Regions from separate parts of the Homo sapiens genome. Here region 2 is linked to region 1. Evidence: read pairs that join two places in POLR2A ChIA-PET (ENCODE). Cell type or tissue: HepG2. All regions are shown on one strand.

Region 1 (8,000 bases):
TGGTATTATTATTATAGTTATAATAATGATAGATAAGATTAGTTGAACCTTTCCTACATGCCAGACGCTAAACTAAGCATTTTGCATGAATTATCTCACCTAACGCTCAGATTGGCCCCATGAGGTAGTGTTTCATCAGCTTGGGCTGCGGTAATGAAATATTATTAACTAGGTGGCTTATAAACAACAGAAGTTTATTTCTTACTGTTCTGGAGGTTGGAAGTCCGGTATCAGGGTGCCAGCATGGTTGAGCTCTGGTGGAGGCTGTCTTCTGGGTTGTGGACCACTGACCTCTCCCTGTGTCCTCACATGGCAGAGAGCAGAGAGAAGACGCAAGTTCTCTTTTGACTCTTATAAGGCACAAATCCCATTTGTCGAGGCCCCACCCTCATGATCTCATCTACTTCTAATTACCTCCCAAAGGTCCCACCTCCTAGTACCATCACATCACGGGTAGGATTTGATGGGAGAGACACTAACATTCACTCCATAAGAGCTGGCAACTATTGTTATCCCCCACAGCGGTGAAGTTGGGTCTAGTTGTGAAAGGTTCTAAAGACAGAGTCAGGATTCAAACCCAGGTCTGTATGTCTACAAACAGTGTCAGCTCTGTTTTTGCCATTCTGAATTGCTCCTCCCTTGACCAGGTGCGGTGGCTCATGCCTGTAATCTCAGCACTTTGGGTGGCTAAGGTAGGCGGATTGCTTGAGCTCAGGAGTTTGAGCCCAGCCTGGGCAACATGGTAAAACCCCGTCTCTACAAAAAAGTACAAAAACTTAGCCGGGTGTCATGGCACACACCTGTAGTCCCAGCTTCTTGGGAGGCTGAGGTGGGAGGATGGCTTGAATCCAGAAGGCAGAGATTGCAGTGAGCCGAGATCCTGTCGCTGCACTCCAGCCTGGGCGACAGAGCCAGACCTTGTCTCATTCAATCAATCAATAAATGTGTTGCTCCTCTCCTATGAGTGTCGAAAATCCAAACATATTTGTTTTTGTGGCTGATAATTGCTTGGATTGATTGCCTGATGAACACAGTACTTAGTCCCCAAATCCCCCAGGTCCAAATTCCCTCACAAAGACCTTTCTGTGTCTGAGAAGTCAGGGCCCAGCCAGCCCAGATGACAAGCCACCTCATTCTACTGCATTCTAGTTAACTTGTGTTATCATGAGTGGCTTAATATCCTGGCAACAGTAACCCTGGCTTTTCTTATTTTCCCTTTGTCTTCTGAAATTTGCAACCAAATGAGAAGCTGTTGGGGCTTATTATCCAACCTCCCCTCAGCTACAAAGAAGAGACAGGGATCAGAGTGAGCCCACGTGATGGCAGCTACTCCCTTTAACCGGATGCAGATTTAAAGAGGCCTCTGTGTGACACAGGCAATGAGAGCCTGGTGTTTTCTGTTGGGCCTATGCAATGTGCTTCCCTTCTCCCGTGGTCCTTCAGTCCAGGAGAAGGAAACTGCTTCCTGCTCCCTGAAACTTGAGCTATGAAGTAGTTCCAATGATGCTGAGTCCAGGGATCAGCTTCTGAGCTATTTTGTGGGAGTCATTTGACAACTTACACAGAAGCCAAAGTCATGTGCAAGCCTAACCAGAGATGCAGAGGCTTAAGAGTCCATCCTCGTTTTTGGGATTCTGACATCCCTGGAGACCCAGGAACTCTGATTCAAACCCCTCTAGTGAAAAATGTGCCCTGGATGGTTTCTACCTATTGGTGCTATCTGGATGCACCTCTCATTTACCCTTGGCCTTGGGTCTTTGAAGCAGGCCCATGCCTGGCTCCAAATTTTCCTTCCATCACTTGATTCTCATTCACGCATCAAGAAATGTCACGTTTTCAGGGAAGCCATTCCCAATTCTTACACTATGTGAAATCCTTTTCTTGCAGGATAACACACTATAATTACTTCTTAATACCCTTCCCAAATGTAATTTGTTTAATGTCTCTCTCTTAGTAGCCTAGAAAATTCTATCAAAGAATACTTTTCAAAAAGTGAAAACCATGACTCCTGTGCAAATATAAATTGAACACATGCCAAGATTTTATTTCACTCTTTAATGAAAGAATCAGTACAATGGTAAAACTTGCTCAAAGAGCAGTTCGAAGAACTGGGTATTTATAGGCATTTTGTAAAGAAGAACTTTAGGACAAGATTGCTAGGTTAGATACAAAACTGGGCAATGTCCTACAGAGAAATAAAAGTGTACCTGTAGAGCCGTCTTTTCTACTTCATAGGAATTTACAAGAAGAAACATAACTTCATAGTATTTGGTTTCTAATGATAGACTAAATAGCAAAGCCAATGCAGATACTTTTTCTAAGAGAATTAAATAATCCTCGAGTGAACAGGCCTATTAGGCAATGGCCTGGCATGATATCGAGCGTCATGCTGTGTTTTTTGGCCTTATTTCTAAATTTTGCATTTTTTTTTTTTTTTTGAGACAGAGTTTCACTCTTGTTGCCCAGGCCGGAGTGCACTGGTGCGAGCTCGGCTCACCACAACCTCCACCTCCCGGGTTCAAGCCATTCTCCTGCCTCAGCCTCCCTAGTAGCTGGGATTAAAGGCGCATGCCACCACGCCTGCCTTATTTTGTATTTTTGGTAGAGACGGGGTTTCTCCATGTTGGTCAGACTGGTCTCGAACTCCCGACCTCAGGTGATCCGTCCGCCTCGGCCTCCCAAAGTGCTGGGATTACAGGCGTGAGCCACTGCCCCTGGCCAATTTTGGATAATTTTTTTTTTTTATAGCTCATATTGTTCCAGGTAGATGGGCAGAGGGGTTCTCCCCACACTCACTAGGAGTGTCAGGTCATGGTTCGATGATGATCACACCGCCTGTCTAAAAATGATAATTCAGAAGCCCACTGAGGGTGCCAGGGAAAGGCCATTTCCTGATGATCCACAGCTATTAACATTAAAGTGTTAATTGAACGCAGATGCTGGGGAGGAAAACATCCGGGACATACACACTAAGAGAGAAAATGGTGAACTATGACCTTCCAGTGACGCTCCACCAGAAAAAGAGAACTTCAGATGGGCATATGTACAACTTCCTAAACACACTGCATGTGCTCAGTTCCTGAGGGTAAGGAGGACACTGTGCAGGAGGGAAGCCCACCCTCAGGAAAGAATCATGGGAAAGAGGCGAGCTTATGAAGTCCGAGTATCAAGGGTAGACATGCTTCTTTTCTGTTTAACCTTCATGTGCCCGCTTGGGTCTCTTCCAAGTGCACCTTCCTTTCTTTCTTGTTCTAAAGCCTTTTTAAATACACTTCTATTCCTGCTCTGAAACTTGCCTCGGTCTCTTTTTCTGCTTTATGTCCCTCAGTTGAATTCTTTCTTCTGAGGATGGACGGACTGAAGTTGCTGCACATCCGCATGGATATGCTGCTGGTAACTCAGGGTAACTTGGATCTCGTCCACCACTAATCACGTGGTCAGCGTCTTTTCTAAGATGTGGCTCTAGCATCTGACCCGGTGCTTGGCATAGAACTTTTGCTATGGTCAGGATCTGGTAGAGAAGTTGTCAACTAGTTACTGAAATCAAAGAATACTATGAAGCAAATGAACTTGAAGCCCATTTTTTTTTTATATTGAATTGAATGGATCAGGTGTGAGTCAGGTTTATTTTCTTTTATGTATGACATACCGTTAAGATCTCCCCCTTTGAACTTTGTTTTCTCCTTATACCAATACATGGTGCTGTTTTCAACACCTCTCCATCTCTCCAAAACCAAGTGGGTTTCCTGCAATGCAGTTCACTTCTGACACTAACCTCCTGGCATCAGTGTCAGACTCCACGTGGAGTGGAGGTTTCAGGGCGTGGTCCCAGAAACTGCCCCTACTTCAGACACCAGTTGCAAGTATCAGGACTCCAGTTACACACACTTCTGTCCAACTACAAATTCAGAGGTTCCCTCAACCCCTCATCGGGTTTGAAAATTTGCTAGAACAACTCACACAAAGTAAGACAATATTTTACTTACTATTGCCAGTTTATTATAAAAGATACAACTTGCTGGGTGCAGTGACTCATGCCTGTAATCCCAGCACTTTGGATGGCCGAGGGGGGCGGATCACGAGGTCAGGAGATCGAGACCATCCTGGCTAACATGGTGAAACCCCATCTCTACTAAAAAAAAAAAAAAAAAATTTGCTGGGTGTTGTGATGTGTGCCTGTAGTCCCAGCTACTCAGGAGGCTAAGGCAGGATAATCACTTGAACCTGGGAGGCAGAGGTATAGTGAGCCGAGATCGCACCACTGCACTCCAGCTTGGGCAACAGAGTAAGATTCCATCTCAAAAAAAAAAAAAAAAAAAAAAAAAAAGATACAATGCAGGAACAGACAAATGGAAGAGATGCATAGGACAGGGTATGCAGGCGGGGGCACAGAGCCTCCACACTCTCCCCAGGTGTGCCACCCGCCCAGCACCTGAATGTGTTACCCATCAAGAAGCTCTCCAATGGTGGAGCGCGGTGGCTCACGCCTGTAATCCCAGCACTTTGGGAGGCTGAGGAGAGGGGATCACCTGAAGTCAGGAGTTCAAGACCAGCCTGGCACACATGGCAAAACCCCATCTCTACTAAAAATACAAAATTAGCCGGACATGGTGGTGCACACATGTAATCCTAGCTACTCAGGAGGCTGATGCAGGAGAATCACTTGAACCCGGGAGGTGGAGGTTGCAGTCAGCCAAGATCAGACCACGGCACTCCAGCCTGTGTGACAGAACAAGACTCCGTCTCAAAAAAAAAAAAAAGGAAAAGAAAAAAAAAAGAAGCTGTCCGAACCTTGCGGTTGAAGAGTTCTAGTGGAGGTCTCCTTATGTAGGCATGATGATTAAATCATTGGCCATCGGGGATTAATTCAATGTCAGTGCCTCTCCCCTCCCTGGGAGTTGGAGCCTGAGGCTGAACGTTCCAAACTTCCAATTATTAAGGTTGGTGCAGGAGTAATAGCTATTTTCGCCAATAAAAGTAATGGACTAGCCTCGCCCTAAAGCTGTCTGGGAACTCATCAATAGTCTCCTCGTTGGAAGCAAAGATGCTACTATCATCAACCTAAAAGGGTTTTAGGAGCTCTGTGCCACAGAGCTTGTTCATGATAAACTTTGGAGGCTTCACCATTAAACTGGTGCCTACTCCCTCACTAGTAGTGCTCTGTCTTCTGGATACACTATAGTTTAATGCTGTAGAAATCAGCATTAAACAATGCAGTAAAGCTTTTCTCTTCTTATTTGTGACCTCGTAGTTTCTATTGGTATGGCCGACTAAGATAGTATAACAAATATTTGTCATTTTTATCTACTCAATGACCATTGTTCCTTCTCCTGGCAGCAAATGCTGCATTTTCCTCTGGGGAACCACATCTCCTCTATTTTCAGTCCATATGATTCAGGAAGGTGGTTTTTGTTTTGTTTTGTTTTGTTTTGTTTTTGATGGACTCTCGCTCTGTCACCAGGCTGGAGTGCAGTGGTGCAATCTCGGCTCACTGCAACTTCTGCTTCCTGGGTTCAAGCGATTCTCGTGCCTCAGGCTCCCGAGTAGCTGGCATTACAGGCACGCGCCACCACACCCAGCTGATTTTTGTGTTTTTAGTAGAGACGTGGTTTCACCATGTTGGCCAGGATAGACCTCATGACCTGCCCGTCTCGGACTCCCAAAGTGTTGGGATTACATGACTGAGGCACCGAGCCCAGCCCCAGGAGGGTTATATTCCATTCTCACCTTCAGCAGTAGCCAAGAATTCAGGCAAAGATTATCACAGCACAATATCCCCAAAGACTCCTAGATTTAGGGTTGGGCATGTGATTTGACTTGGGCCTATCAAAGCCTTGCGTAGGACTTTTGCTGGTGCTACCAAGAAACAGCTTTTGTTCTTTCGTATAGGGATACTCTGCTTTTAATAACGTAAATCTGAAGGGTTTGGTGGCCACCTTTGCTGTCTAGTGGCTTGAGAATGAGGCTATTGAATGCTGGCTCCTCAAAACAACCTGCTGATAAGACAACGTTGAGTTGAGTTTTACCACGAGAAGAAAGAGCACTATCTTGATAGAGTTGTAGTAGCATCTCAGAGGAGGAAGGACAAAATAGATATATTTATTGAGATTTTGGAGTCTGATGTAAGGTGGGACTTTGATGTAATGACTTAGAATTGGTAAGGATTGCAATATAATAGTTAAGGATTGGTACACACAGGGAAATGAGAGATGTGAGATGAGCAATTCTAAGACTCTTGGCTATAAATTATTGTTTAATGCTGTCAGTTGGAGAATTGATAGGTCTTTCATAAAGTTCCTTGAATGAACAATAAAGCTGTTTGCAACTTTGATCTTGCTGGGCAAGAGTTTCCTGGAACAGTAAAATTATGTTGATGAAAACAGTAGAATAGTAAGTTCATGTTAAGGTAGGCAGTAAGCTGTAAGTGTAGATAACTTTAGTACTTAAAGTCAATATAGTGGAAAGCAGACAGAAGAAAGAAATAGACTCCTGTTGGCATCATTTGAATTTCTGAATCCAGACTTACTGTAGCCAGAATGAGGGAGACTGAATCACTCCTTCTCTAGTACACAAAGTGTATTAGAATTACACATTGGTCGGGAATAGTGGCTGTAAGCCCAGCACTTTGGGAGGCCATAAGCCCAGCACTTTGGGAGGCCTGTAAGCCCAGCACTTTGGGAGGCCGAGGCGGGCGGATCACCTGGGGTCAGGAGTTCAAGACCAGCCTGGCCAACATGGTGAAACCCTGTCTCTACTAAAAACACAAAAATTAGTCAGGCATGGTGATGGGCGACTGTAACCCCAGCTACTTGGGAGGCTGAGGCAGGAGAATTGCTTGAACCCGGGAGGTGGAGGTTGCACTGAGCCAAGATCGTGCTGCTGCACTCCAGCCTGGGCAACCAGCACGAAACCCTGTCTCAGAAAAAAAGAATTACATATTGGTCGGGCATGGTGGCTCACGCCTAGCACTTTGCGAAGCTGAGGCAGGCAGATCACCTGAGGTCGGAGTTCAAGACCAGCCTGGCCAATATGGTAAAGCCCTGTCTCTACTAAAAATGCAAAAAAATTAGTCAGACATGGTAGCATGTGCCTGTAGTCCCGGCTACTTGGGAGGCTGAGACAGAAGAATGGCTTGAATTCAGGAGGCAGAGGCTGCAGTGAGCTGAGATCACACCACTGCACTCCAGCCTGGGCAATAGAGTGAGACTCCATCTTAAAAAAAAAAAAAAAAAAAGGAATTACACATCTGTGATCTTTTCCATGCAACCACAATACCTCCTAATAAATAGGATGGATTTTAATTCTGAACTCCACTGATGTGGTCCCAGTCACAAGATTCGTTGTGGCCAACAGGATGTGAGCAGTAGTGAGGTTTGCTAGTTCCAAGCAGAGAACCTAAAGCATTTACATTTCCATTTGCCCTTTTATCTCCTGTGATTAGCCATGAAATGACCCTACCCAAGTTGCCACTGTCTCTCTGGATGGGAGCCAGACTGAAGACCCAGGGAGCACTCAGAAGCAACCAGAAGTCCTGAGTCCAGCTTGGTCCAGCCAAGCCAAGGTGCCCCATGGACCCAAATGTTTGTTCTTGAGAGCCACTGAGATTTGGAGGTTGGTTGATACATATTAAAACATGACTAATATTTAGAGTTCACTACTGGTCTTTTTAGGTATATGATCCAATAAGTTCTCCATATTACTTTAATCAATTTGATTTGGATTTCTCTCATTTATTAACTGAAAGAGTTTTCTCTATTGGTGTCTTTTTATGGCATTGTATTGCTTTTGGCTCGCACAAGCCTCCAACACATCCCAGGTCTTTCTCATGGGAACCACAGCCAAGCCAGATCTTCTCCATTCTCTACTTGAGCAATTGATTTTTAAAAAGGTAATATTTATCCTGGTTAATGCTCATCTTTTGGCTTGTGCCCAATGTTTCAGTCTAGTGAGATCTTTCTGAATTAGATTCCTTCATTTTGAATATTAGCTGTTCCATTCCG
Region 2 (8,000 bases), 80 kb before region 1:
TGTTACAAACCTGCACTTGTACCCCTGAACTTAAAAAATAGAAGTTAAAAAAAACCCGCAATACAATCCATCCTTCTAACCAAAAACCACTTGTACCCCGAAAGCTATTGAAATAAAAAAATTAAATTATAATCTTCTGCAAAAGGCAGTCAATGAAGATCTAATATTGAAAATTCAAGGAAAACAAACAGTATACTATGTGATATTTAGTAATATGAACATAAATACCAAAAGAAATAATTAAAAGGTTTAAAACAGTTGCCTCTGAGGCATGACAATTGGAAGATAGGAATGCTGGGACATGGGACTGCCATTTTTTATTATGGCATTATTTGATTTTTATATGTATTATTTTGATGAAAGTGAAAATTCAGAAAAGAATATAAATGAAACTCAAACAACTGAAAAACAAAAAAAAAACCCACAAAAATAAATCATGTGATTTAAAAATGAGTAAATTAAATGAATAATTATCTCTCAAAAGAAGACATACAAATGGCCAAAAGATATATGAAAAAATGCTCAACATCACAAATCCTCATGGAAATGTAAACCTTCAGTGAGATGTCATCTCACTTGTTAGAAAGGCAATCATTAGAAAGACAAAAAGCAAATGCAGGTGAAGATGCAGAGGAAGGGGACTGCTTATACACTGTTGGTGGCAATGTAAATTAGTATCGCCATTATGGAAAATAAATATTGAAGTACTATATGATCCAGCAATCCAACTGCTGGTTATATATCCAAAAAAATGGAAGTTTGAATATTGAAGTGAGACCTGCACTCCCAGGTTCATTGCAGCATTATTCACAATAGCTAAAATATGGAATCAACCTAAGTGTCCATCAGCAGATGAATGGATAAAGAAAATGTGGCCTGTTCACACAATGGAATATTATTCAGCCATTAAGAGAATGAAATTCTGTCATTTGAAGCAACATGAATGAAATTGGAGGCCATTATATTAAGTGAAATAAGCCAGGCAAAGAAAGATAAGTACCACATGTTCTCCCTCTTATGTGAAAGCTAAAAAAGTTGATCTCATAGATGTAGAAAGTAGAAGAGTGGTTATGAGAGGCTGGGAATAGCACAGAGAAAGGAGGTAAGTGGAGGTTTCTTAACAAACAAAAAAGTAGAGGTAGATAGAAGAAAGAAACTTTAGTGTTTATAGCATAGTAGGGTGACTATCGTTAACAATTTATTGTATATTGTGTATTAACAAGTGGCTAGAAAAGAGGATTTTCTTTCTTTCTTTTAATAAGTAAAGATGGGGTTTCACCATGTTGGTCAGGCTGGTCTCAAACTCTTAACCTCAAGTGATTCACCTGCCTTGGGCATGAGCCACCACACCTGGCCTAGAAGAGAGGATTTTCAATGTTACCAACACAAAAAAAGTGACAAATGTCTGAGATGACAAATTTGCTAATTGTCCTAATTTGCTCATTACACATTGTATGCATGCACTGAAATATCACACTGTATCCCATAAATATGTATTGTTATTATGTGTCAATTTAAAAGAAATGAGAAAAATATACCTTCTAATTAGAAAGGATGCTATTGTTACATATTAAAAATAAACCAACATAGAGCCTAGGAATGAATATCATTTTTCTTTGAAATAGTGTATTTCCTAAGAATGCATTTACATTAAGTTGTGCCAATACTGATGTATTTGATTATATTTCTTTTTTTTTGATTGGAATGGATAGACTTATACATAGAAGAATATAATTTGGAATTTGGATCTCTAAAAATCATTTTAAAATGGTATTTAGTTGTCTTAATTGTCTAATAGAGTGTGTAATAAAAGAGGATTGGCTAAACAAATGATAGTATATTCATATAATGTAACATCATGTCTGCCTTATATAAATAGAGTAGAGCTTTAAAGTGTGATTTTTTATGAGACTATGGCAATGTATGTATGAGCCTAAAAAGAAATCTGGAAGGCCATGAAATAATCTGTTAACAGTGGTTAGCAATGGACAGTCATTTTAAATGGAGGAGATTTTTACTCCCTACTTTATAGATATAGATATCTAACTTACGTAATAAAATATTTTTTAAATGTTTTGGAAAAATCAACTCTCTCTCATAATTGTTTGCCTTTAGAATCCAAATCATGGATGAAGTTGACGTCAATAGCAAACTCCCACGAATGTCCTCAGATATGCACAGTTATTAGTTCCCAAGTGATAGCTCTACTCCACCTATTCAAGAGAGCACTCACAATGACTTGAGTCAAGGTAATGTGATTACAGGGATAACCTTAAATATCCTCCAATTTACTTTTTATTGTTTTTTCCTGACAGGGTCTCACTCTGATGTGCAGGCGGGGGTGCAGTGGCACAATCACAGCTCACTGCAGCCTCGACTTGCTGGGTTCAGGTGATCCTCTCACCTCAGCTTCCCAAATAGCTGGGATCACAGGTATGCACCACCATGCCCAGCTAATTTTTGTATTTTTTGTAGAAACGGGGTTTTGCCATGTTGCCCAGGCTGGTCTCGAACTCCTGGGATCAAGCAATCCTGTCGCCTTGGCTTTCCAAAGTCCTGGAATTACAGGCATGAGTCACTGTGCCCAGTCTTCTAATTTACTTTTAAAGGCATCTATAAACTATATGTTTTTATTGAAAACAAATTATTTGAAACACTATGTGTTGAAACAACAAGGCTGAGAGTCACTGATATTGATGAGCATTCATTGAGCTCAGGTGAGATGTTTTTCAAAGTGTTGTGGGCAATAAATACCAAGATCAAAGTGCTATCTTTGCCTTCAAGCTGTTTGATGTAGGGTAGAAGGGAGGTATATAACACAAGATACCTCATGATGAGTTAATCTGCGAACCTCGATATTCTGGGGACAGCTTCAGCTGGGAGACCAAGGGAAGTCTTCATGAAGGAAATATCTCAACAACATAGTATGATGAAAAGACTTGGAGATATGTGTAGGTGGGCTAAAGTCAAGGAGAAATGTTAAAGTCAAGGAGAAAGGCAAAGATTGTCTTTAAAGAATACTGCAGGCTGGACATGGTGGCTCATGCCTGTCATCCCAGCAGTTTGGGAGGCCAAGAGGGGTGGATCATTTGAGGTCAGGGTTCGAAACCAGCCTGGCCAGCATGGTGAAACCCCGTCTGTACTAAAAATACAAAAATTAGCCAGGCGTGGTGGCAGGTGCCTGTAATCCCAGCAACTTGGGAGGCTGAGGCAGGAGAATTGCTTGAACCTGGGAGGGGGATGTTGCAGTGAGCCGAGATTATGCCATTGGACTCCAGCCTGGGTGACAGAGCGAAACTCAGTCTCAAAACAAAACAAAACAAAACAAAAAAAGAATATTGCAACCTGCATGAAGACAAGGGATTTGTTTTATTTGCCGCTGTACTCCTCCTGTCTACAGCCAAACAGAGGAAAAATGCCCAATAATGGTCATTGCATAAATAACAAGTCAAAGTTTGTATCAGTGATATAACATTCTAGTATGGGAAACAGCCTGTGAATCCCAGTGCCTTGCTGGTAGAACAATAGCTCTTCTGTGTTTTCCTGATGTGTTAGCTCTCCAGGCATGCTGATGAAGTAAGTATTTCAACAATAGCCTTGGAAGATTGATTGTTTCTTGGGTCCAGGGCCTTTTACTGATTGTTGAGTAGAAGACAAAGACAAGATCTCTCCCACTAAGCATTTTACTGACTTCTCTGTGTGACTAGCTTTTAATAAATTGCACACCTCCGTAGCTCCAGACGCTGTGTGTTCATGGGACCCTCACACTAATTCCAAGTGATGATGGATAGCTTGAATTATGATTCCCTTTTTACAACTGCTTGGATCCAGAAATGAAGTAGAGGGACTTGTTGCTGGTGTCATAGCCCAGGAGTTGCAGAGAAAATCAATGCCTTTCAACCTTGTTGCGGTTGTCTTTCTACTCACACAGGCTGGATCCCTTTGAGACCTCCATGAGCAACCTGATAAATCTTAGGAAGTAGTGCTTGATGCTATAATTAAGGTGTACATATTAGGTTTATGCTTCTCTGGGAAAAAGGAAAAAACAAAACAAAGTAAACAACATCTAAGGCTCTCCTGCTTTGTGCATTGACTTGAGGGTTCAAAGTGTACTGAGGCTTATGTGAGTTAAGGTCTGCTTTGTTTGAGTTTTTGGAAACACTAGAAATAAAATTTGCATTTTTTTCTACCCTTGATTGGAATTCTTGTTGAATTTCTTCTGTTTTGTTCTTCTGAATACGGCCTTCTTTAATTTACAGGGAGTAAAACCCATTATTTCATGTCTACATCTCTAATGTTTTCTTCTCCAAATAGTCTCAGACATTTGGACAAATATACCTTGGATTGTTTAGGTTATGCTGAGATGTAAGGGCAAGGCTCACCCTTGGAAAAGTATTATGTTTGAGCTAGTGCAATTTTGCAACAACTTAATATGAAGTGTTTGTCCATGCTTTGATTCTCCCTTTCCATTTTCATCCTCCTATTAAAGTACTTACTTCCCTTATCTTTCCCTCCCTTTCCATACATAAATATGTCCTCTTACTCCAGCAATGCATGTGAGAATAAAATTGGATATCTCTTCATGCAACGATATTCACTGTGGGCTTCGTAAGTGCCAGGTACTTTGCTATTTGTATCAGCTATCTACTGGTGTGTGACAAATTGCCACAAACTAAGTGGTTTAAAACGCACATTTGTTATCTCACACTTTCTTTAGGTCAAGAGTCCAGGTGCAGCTTAGCAGGGTCCTCTGCTTAGTGTCTCCTCAGGCTGAAATCTAGGTGTTCATCAAGCTGCAGTCTCACCTGGTGCTCAGTGGGCTCTTCCAAGCTCACAGGATTTTGGCAGAATCCATTTCTCTGTGGTTATATCACTGAGATTCCCCAGTATTTGACAGCTGTTAGCTGGAGACCACTCTCAGCTCCCAGAGGTCACCCTCAGGTCCTTGCCGCCTGTACTCTTACTCTCACATGAGAGCTAACTTCTTCAAGACACTGGACAAACATTTGTTGCTGCTGCTGATCTCTCTCGCTTGACTTAAAGACTCACCAGATTAGTCAGTCCACCTAGGGTAATGCCTCAGTTAATGAACTCAAAGTCTACTGATTAGGGACCTTAATTACACATACAAAATGGCTTCATCTTTCCCATAAAATATATCCTCATCATGAAAGTGAAATATCATTCTTGCTCATAAATCCTTTGTACATTCAAGAGAGGGAGTTATAAAGGGTGTATACCATGAGGGGAAGGAATGTTGGGGGCTGTCTTAGAAATCTGCCTACTAAAGCTATGTAGTGGAGAGATAACTGTGAATAAAACATGCATCGTCCTTTCCCCAAAAACACTGAACATTTGCTAGAAGAGCAGAAAATTATAAATAGATATTTTTAATTTGTAATAAGTGCTCTGAAAAACCCAGAGTCCTATAAAATATACTAATTCAGGGGTGATAGTCAGGTGGAATAACACTTATACAAAGCAATATGAAAGATAAAGAGAAGCCACCCCCATAGAAATCTGGAGAAAGAGCATTTCATGAAGACTGACCAGCATGTCCAAAAGCATGGAGATGAGACAGACTGTAGTTTTTGAAGAACAAAACAGGAGGCTAGGGTATGGGAGCAGGGTGAAGGAAAAAATGAGGCTTGAGAGGTAGGCAGGGGCCAGATTACCCAGTGACTCAGAAGCCATGGTAAGAAACGTTGGAGATGAAAGCTAAAGAGTAATTTCAATGAGGGGAGAAAGACAAAAAAAAAAATCACTATGTGTGGAAACTGGATCATACACATTCAGAGGAGGAAGCAGGGAGGCCAGATTGGAAACAACTGGACAAGAGAGCCCAGCAAAGAGATGATGATGGGCAGACTGGAGTGGTGGTGGAGATGAAAAGAAGGAAGAGGAGTTGTAATTTATTTTGGAGATAGGACAGGAGTTGCTGATGGATGGAGTATGGTGCCTAGCAGGGGCATTTCAATTTTAAAAGGTTAATCATCTCTTTAAGGTCACGTAGTTAATAAACCACAGAGGCAGGTTGCAGACACAAGCAGTCTAGCTCCAAATCTGCTGTTCTCTCTCTATCCCTCTAATCCTTTAGTGGAAGAACGATGTGAACCAGGCAGTGGACAACATTAATTGAGAATGCTGAAAATATACTATCAGTCAACCAGTACTTTTCTGTTAAAAATTACAAGTAGAGGTAGTGGGGAGTTGCCCAATAAACCTGGCTCAGTTCTATCTTTATTGCAAACTAGAGTAGGATGATGCTTGGAGACATGGTCTGCCAGAGTGAAATTGGAATGGGAAAATCACCTAAGTCAACCTGTGACACAACTTCAAGGAGAAGACAAGCTTTTCCTGGAGGTTTTCCAAAGGAACCCATCATGGGGTTTTGAGTACTAGCTGGTCATCGCCTTGTTGTAAGAACAACATTGCATAATGAGCAAGGGAAAAAGGCAAGCAGGGAATTATTGTACTAGATTTGGGGGGTAATTTATGATTTTGATGTTTTAATTTGGAAATCAGGTTTGACAGCTAAAATGACCCAGACAGCCAGTCAAATGATCATAAACACAAGTTCTCCCTCACCATCTGCCCTCCTGACCACCTTGTCCACCCTGTCCAGAGGAAGACAAAAGCATTTGCATAAGCACCAGGCTAAATGATTGGGCGTCTATTAATCTACATGCTAGAGATAATAGTTTTGTTTTTTAAATGGCCATAAGTTATATTAACACAGACAGGGCTAGTGAGAAATTAATGGTCTTAAAATGTTGGAGCTAAATCAACAAACTTAAATGAGTATTTGTGCCACAGTTTTGGGGGTTTTCTTTTCTTTGTTTGTTTGTTTCTGTTTTCTAAATTTCAGGATCACTAAAAAGCCTCTGATTTCCATGAAAAACAATGAGATATTTCTCTAAAGATCAGGTACCCAGGAGAAGGACTGGCCTTTTCTGAGCAATAGTTGGGAAGAGGCTATGCAGTATGAGTGTCATTGATAATGTGATTCGAAGTCCTCCAGTTTTTTGGAGGGGACCAAACAGCTAGTTCTAGGAAAATCCACTATCGCAGTTACAATTCATAATAATAATAATAATAATAATAATAATAACATGTAAGAGCTAAGAGCTATGGAAGATGAATCATGGGCTAGGCATTATGTTAATTGTTTTAGATGAATTATCTCATTTAATTTTTACAATAATCTTGTCTTGCAGATAATAGTATTATTTCATTTAAAGGCAATAGAGGCTTAGAGAGGTTAAGGAAATTTTCTAAGAATTAATGGATAGTGAATGGCAGAGCTAGAAATTCTAACCCAAATATATCTTACTCTGGATTTAGTGCTTTTAAACATAAAATATAAATTTGTATTTAAGATTACTGCCTTCGGTGCCAAACCTTAGAAACTGTCAAGTTAATCCAATTGTGTCTTCTCCCCACCAAATTGTGTCTTAGAGAGGCGAGGTGACTTGCCCAAGGTCACTTACTTACCCAAGTATTTCTTGAGCTAGAAGACCTTGAGTGATTTAATTGGTTAGGAGGGATTCTGAATATCACAGACATTCTGTAGGTCTTCTTGATAGGAAAATTAAAGACTATGGCAGAAGAAAAAGTCTTTTGGATACCTGAAAAAGATACAGTAAGACTGTGGCCCTGTTTGTTTGTAGGTGATTTTAGTCTTGAAGCACAGAAATTCTGGTTTACTTGAAGAAAGTGTCCTATTGAAATCTGAGGAAAAATAGGGTTAAATTAAGCAGTCATTGAAAATCAATAGGAAATTTTTTTTAAGTTGCTTAGTAACACTTAAGAGTTTACATTGTATCTTATTAAAAAATATAATTACAATAGTCCCTTTTTAGAATACGTGATCTGAGATGTTCATTTATAAATGATTCAGATTTGGAAATTCTACCATGTAAAATTTTTTTTCCATAAAACTTCTATGTATTGGCAAAAGTTATCATTTTCTTAATCTTCTTCACAATATTTCCTTTCAG

Evidence for each region. ChIA-PET counts read pairs that join two places held together with the same protein. Peaks named below come from ENCODE experiments on the same cell type or tissue, not always from the same donor. Only the 100,000 strongest peaks of a DNase experiment are listed, where the experiment ranks them.
Region 2: POLR2A ChIA-PET joins it to region 1 with 6 read pairs; 2 of 35 experiments call an interaction of 5 or more read pairs at or near these places.

What each region holds. Positions count from the first base shown.
Region 1 is chr16:13,588,273-13,596,272 of GRCh38, reverse strand. No RefSeq gene overlaps it. Among named protein-coding and RNA genes, the nearest start is that of ERCC4, 330 kb to the left of the region's middle. RefSeq lists an enhancer at 179-1,112. In HepG2, no CTCF peak of the experiment used is centred here; no DNase peak of the experiment used is centred here; H3K27me3 peaks cover 519 bases.
Region 2 is chr16:13,667,949-13,675,948 of GRCh38, reverse strand. No RefSeq gene overlaps it. Among named protein-coding and RNA genes, the nearest start is that of ERCC4, 250 kb to the left of the region's middle. In HepG2, no CTCF peak of the experiment used is centred here; a DNase peak (open chromatin) is centred at 3,508.